Linked DNA regions of Homo sapiens: region 2 is linked to region 1. Evidence: read pairs that join two places in POLR2A ChIA-PET (ENCODE). Cell type or tissue: OCI-LY7. All regions are shown on one strand. Each heading gives the region's core, and the rest is flanking DNA. Links, peaks and the distances in the headings are about the cores only.

Region 1 (2,924 bases), core at 264-2,763:
AATAAACAAAAATAGAAGTAATTTTAGATATGGGTGTATCCCAGAAAGAAGCTAAGACATGGTGACCTGAGAGCCGAGAACTTACCCAACAAGAAGCCAGCAATGTGGAGGTCATCCGGAGGAGCAAGAGTGGAGGCCATAGCAAATGCAAATGACCTCAGCAAGGCCCTTCTCTTTATCCAAAATGCAACAAGAATCAGGCTTATTAGAGTCAATTGCTGGAAATGAAAGAGAAACTATGTTTCTAAAATGGTTCCTCACAAAATTTCACAAATAGGAATTGACTGTAACACTATGCAGTCAGGAGGGGAGTCATGATGGGAAAAGTAACCCAATTCTGGAAAAATAACAATGTTTATGGATTGCTTTTTAAAAAAAAATAGGTGCAAATTTTCTTAAGGATTGATTTCTCAACCTGTAAGGACCATTTCTCCTGAGAAAAGGTTGACATGGCCCTGCTCTCAACACACAAATTAAAGTATCACAGGGCAGCATTTTCTTCCACTCCCAAACTTTCCATCCAGCTAGAGGGCTTGCTTCTCACTCCTTTACCCTCCAATGTCCAGCCCAGTTCATTCCAGGCTTTCACAGTCCCGGATCTTTCCCTAGAAGTCTAGGCCTCTCTTGTCTTTCTTACCCAAACCATTTATTCCCACTCAGCCCAACATCCTCTTAATTTGTATTTCTCACAGCTAGACCATCAGCAAAGCAGAGGGCCCTCCAGAGACTAAGGTCACCCATTAGAAGACAGTAAGGAGTTATAAATGTGAACAAACTGTATCCTTTCCAACTGTATCTCCAATTGTGCTTTGCTGTTTTATTATTTCTAATAACAGCCATCTCTCTTTGTGGTTAAGATTTCAGAAACTACATAAGTAGCATGTATTACAGTAACTTAATGGTAGGAACAAATGTCTGTACGAATTTTGTTTACTGAAATGGTTCTGAAGCTAATTCATTCTGCATTTCCTGAATTGACCTTATAAGTTACTTATTGCAATATATGGTTTTTTTCATGGTGCTTCTTAATGTTTTATATTTTAAATGACTGCTAGTCTGAAGAAATATGGGATAGAAGCTCATATTTACAGTGGCCTCTAAAAACAGAAAATACCCAGATAAAAAATTTAATAAGAAATGTGCAAATGTATATAAGGAAAATGTAAAAGTGCTCCTGAAGAATACAATTACAAAGCTGAATGAATATGAAGATATTTGTTCAATATCAAGGATAGAAAACTCAATCATAAGAAGGTGTCAATTCTCCCTAGGTGATCTTTCCCTTGTGATAAAATACATACAGCATAACATTTACTATCTTAACCATTTTAAGTGGACAGTTCAGTGGGATCAAATACATTGTCAATGTTGTGCAACCATCACTACTCTCCATCTCTGGCCTTCTTCCATCTTGTAAAACTGAAACTCCATCCCCATTGAACAATAATTTCCTGTTCTCCTCCTCCTAGCTCCTGGCAACCACCATTCTACATTGTGTCTCTGTGAATCTGACCAGTCTGGGCACCTCATCTAAGTGGAATCATACAGTATTTGTCCTTTTGCAACTGGCTTATTTCACTTAGCATAGTGACCTCAACGTTCTTCCATGTTGTAACATGTGTCATAATTTCCTTCCTCTTTAAGTCTCAATAACTTTTAAATGTAGCATGATCCTAATAAAAACATACATATGTTAGGCTGATGTGGAAAAATAAACAATTAATAAAAAGAGCTCCAAAGTGTTGGAGTCCCACCTACGGTAGCTGTTACTTATCATGTACTCATTTATCCTCACCTTACCCTATTCCAGATACTGCTTTACAAAACAGGCAGGTATTGCTTTCTACTTTTTTTTTTTTTTTTTTTTAGATGGAGTCTCACTCTGTCACCAGGCTGGAGTACAGTGTTGCAATCTAGGCTCACTGCAACATCTGCCTCCCGGGTTCAAGCTCTTCTCCTACCTCAGCCTTCTGAGTAGCTGGGACTACAGGCGCCCTTCACCACACCCGGCTAATTTTTGTATTTTTAGTAAAGACAGCATTTCACCATGTTGGCCAGGATGGTCTCAATCTCTTGACCTAATGATCCACCCACCTCGGCCTCCCAAAGTGCTGGGATTACACGCATGAGCCACCATGCCCAGCCTCCACTTTTTTATGTAAAAAGAAAGTGAGGCCAAGAGAATTATGTAAATACCCAAGTTAATATCCCAAGTACTGCAAGTAATAAAATCAGATTTGAAATCCAGGTATATGTCGTGCCTAAGCCCTCCTCTTCTCCTCGATCCACAATTATACTATCTTCAGTTCCCCCTCACAGATCAAGAAAGATTTCTCTCTCTTGCCTGTCCAATGTTCTTAGGGAACTATTACTGTGGAAATCAATCTGATTAACTAAATGCACTCTAGTGATAGTGGCTAACAAAGACTTACTAATAGCTGTCATAATATCTAAGGTTTATTGAGCACTCACATACTAGGCACTGAGCAAAAGGCTATATTTATGCAATATTTTTACCTTTACCACATTTTTAGGAAATAGGCATTATTATTATCCTCATTTTAAGAGGTCAGTTAGTCTTAAAGAGTTGGATGTTCTCAGGTAAGTTAGGAAGGTGGTAGATGCTGGATGGAGCCAGGCAGCACACACAAGCCTGGTACGCAGTCATAATACAACCCTGCATCCCTCATTTGTACCTCCAAAGGCACTTGTAACTAAGGATTATAGTTTCAGAAAGCACAGCTTTAATCACAAAAAATAAATCTGTACTAGAGACTTTCTAGCCTCCAACTGGGAGATATTATGACACACAAAGGGGTCTTCTTAGTACTTCTTCGGGTATTTCAAATATGCATACTTTCTGTTGGGCTAGTCTCAGTTTCCCCAAAATCAGACCTAAGTCATGTTCCTACAGTGAACCAAAA
Region 2 (2,924 bases), core at 105-2,604, 220 kb before region 1:
GTAAGGTCACGCTGTTGCACAATTGGGAACACTGGGGTAATAACGGGAGACAGAAAGGACAGGGAACTGTGCATTTCAGTTTGTTCAAATACATTGGTAACTCATCTCTGTCTCCTCCACACTTCCTCCTGGCTCTATGGGTCATGGTAGAGGAACAATTACGTGGAAGAAATCAAATATGAATGACTGCTTTCCCCCTCCAGCTCTCTTCCCTACTTCCTCCTTGTGATGGGTTTATCACTTTTCCCTCCAGGGTTGTAAATAAAGGCTTCTGGGGTTCTCACGGCTGGAGAGAGAAGTAGTCCCCTCCTATCAGCCCTTACAAACTGTTTTTCAGCAAATCGTGATGAGAACATCATTGTGATATACAGTATCTAATTAATTTCTAACTAATATTAATATTTTGGCCCGGCGCAGTGGCTTGCACCTGTAATCTCAGCACTTTGAAAGGCCGAGGCACCACTTCACCTATTCTATTTGTTTTCTATAACAAAAATTAAGCCCAGAGCACTTAAATGCTTCATTCAAAAACCACCCACAAGATAGTGGTGGAGGTACATATTGAGGTAAGAATCTTTCTACCACATCATGATACTCCTGAGTCAACCCCACGGATATGCTATATTGAGTCATGAAAATGTGACAATATATTTGGGAAAATAGTCTGAGGATCTTATCCAATATAAATACAATTTGCCAACATTTTCACTTATATTCTAAAGCAACATGCTCACAACTAACAATTATGTCTTCATTTTATGCTTTTGTAATAAGGTAGTCTGTCTAGTCTACCTTACTACTAACTCTGGTGTTACCCTTTGTTGTCTAAAAAAGTACCTAGGTTTGACTCATGGCAATGTCTCTTCTCTGGATCTGTTCCTCTGGCTATGCCTCAGTTAATACAATGTCTTCCTAATGCAGTTTCAATGGCCAACAAAAGAGATGCTTGAGCACTAAGAAGAATCCTTTCCAGTCCAATGAGAAACAAAAGTTCCCGTGAATTCCCTTTGATAGTTACACGTTCAATATTCACTCATTCATTCACTTACGAATTTCTTCTGAAGTCCCAGGCGCTGGATTAAGTGCTGCAGAGGCCAATGCCTAATAAGATACTGTCCCTGGACTCATGGAGTCCATAATCTCATGAGGACAAAATGTGTAAACCCTGCACTGTGGATATGGCCAGAGAAAGCAGTAAATAATCGAGGTGCTTTGGGGCGTGGAGAGGAAGGAGCCATGCCTGGGGAGGATGGGAAACAGCCTTATCTAAATATGCCAAATCCAAGCAGTCAAGACACCTAGGTTCTAAAATCTTTATAAGAACAATCTCATTTCCTTTGATGCAGAAGACACAGCCCAGCTGTGATCTAGTATCTGGGCATTCTGATCAAGGAGCAAAAGGTCAGGAGTCATTGCCTGATCACCAAACAGAACAGAAGGGTGGATCTCAGGACCTGGAGAGTGGGGATAGATGGTCAGAATTAGAGAGAATGGACCACAGAAAATCTATTTGAAAAGCAAGCCAGCCATCTGTAAGCCTCTTGAGAGAGAGTCAAACCACACAGTTTTGAAAACAAATTCTCAGCTGCTTGAGCAGGCAGGTGGATCAGCCTGGGCTAACTCTGGGAGATCTAATCAGTTGCAGGTGCATTTTGGGTGTTTTAAGAGCATGTTAGTCATAGGGGTAAACTGTCACTTTGCACAGTTGAGGTTGAGGCATAGAACTAGTACTTTCTCTTTACTGGAGTTGCTGCCGCCCCTGAGCCAGTGTGAGCTCCCAGCCACGCATGGGCCTGGGAGATGTCCAAATCGAATCGCTGTTTTGCCTAAATCTCAGAGCTCTCCAACAACACTAGTTACCTCTCAGGGCTAGGACAAGGATGAGGCAAGAGAGGCAGCGAGACTAAGATATAACTCAGTTTCCCACTCTGCACCGCCTTGAGCAAGACCAAGTTCTTCTTTAGATCCTGACTCTTTCTCCAGAATGGCTTTCCAATTCTAGGAGGAGGAAGGGCTTCAACGATTCTATGGCAGGCAGCACTTACTATTAAAGAGAAATGTGGAACAGGGAGGAGCCTGGTCGATTTCCCAAGGACCTCTGACCAAAAATTCCTGTTGAATTTTTACAAAGAGATGTTGGTCAGAGGATACAAAATTTCAGTTAGATAGGAGAAATGTTCAAGAGACCTATTGTGCAACTGATGACTATAGTCAATAACAATAGGTTGTGTTATTGAAAATTAGGAGAGTAGATTCTAAGTGTTCTCTCCACACACACACGTGAGGTAATGCATGTGTTAATTAGCTCGATTTAGTCATTCCACAATGTATGCATATTTCAAAACATGTTGCACATGATAAATATATATAATTTTTGTCACTTAAAAAACTAGTTTAGAAAAATTTCTATTGGCAGAGTCTCAAAAGCAATGGTACTCATAGTGCCCAATCTCAGATTACTAATGGGGTTTTTTTTGTGATTTATTTTTTTAAAGAAAATAATCTCCTGTCTCCTTCCATGTGTCTCCTTCACTTCTCCCAGTCAAAAATGCATTTCTCAGTATCTCCCTTCTCTGCTCATTGAAAACAGATTCAAAATATAAGCCCCTGAGAAAAAATTTCTTATGTAAGGCATATTTTTAATTCTGTTGTGGCTTAACCTTTGGTTATAACACCAGAGCCCTGCTAAGAACTATCAGATCTAATGTTTAAACACTATTTTAAGACTAATACATATTTATTACAATGTCCCCTGGGTTTCTCTTCTGAATGAGAGTTTAAGCCAACAATCATTTTTACAAACAGAGCAATAACCACAAAATACTCAACAAATTAAATACATGGCTTAACTATCTAATCTGGAGAGAACACATAAACATTACTATTTAGATAATATATCTTATTTTTTTATTATCCAATTTGCC

The links. Peaks named below come from ENCODE experiments on the same cell type or tissue, not always from the same donor. Only the 100,000 strongest peaks of a DNase experiment are listed, where the experiment ranks them.
Region 2: POLR2A ChIA-PET joins it to region 1 with 9 read pairs; 3 of 35 experiments call an interaction of 5 or more read pairs at or near these places.

What each region holds. Positions count from the first base shown.
Region 1 is chr6:137,957,477-137,960,400 of GRCh38, forward strand. No RefSeq gene overlaps it. Among named protein-coding and RNA genes, the nearest start is that of SIMALR, 13 kb to the left of the region's middle. In OCI-LY7, for the core only: no CTCF peak of the experiment used is centred there; no DNase peak of the experiment used is centred there.
Region 2 is chr6:137,734,956-137,737,879 of GRCh38, forward strand. The region is part of intron 1 of LINC02539 (long intergenic non-protein coding RNA 2539); the gene reads right to left. Among named protein-coding and RNA genes, the nearest start is that of LINC02539, 2.6 kb to the right of the region's middle. In OCI-LY7, for the core only: no CTCF peak of the experiment used is centred there; a DNase peak (open chromatin) is centred at 1,636; H3K4me3 peaks cover 473 bases; H3K27ac peaks cover 917 bases.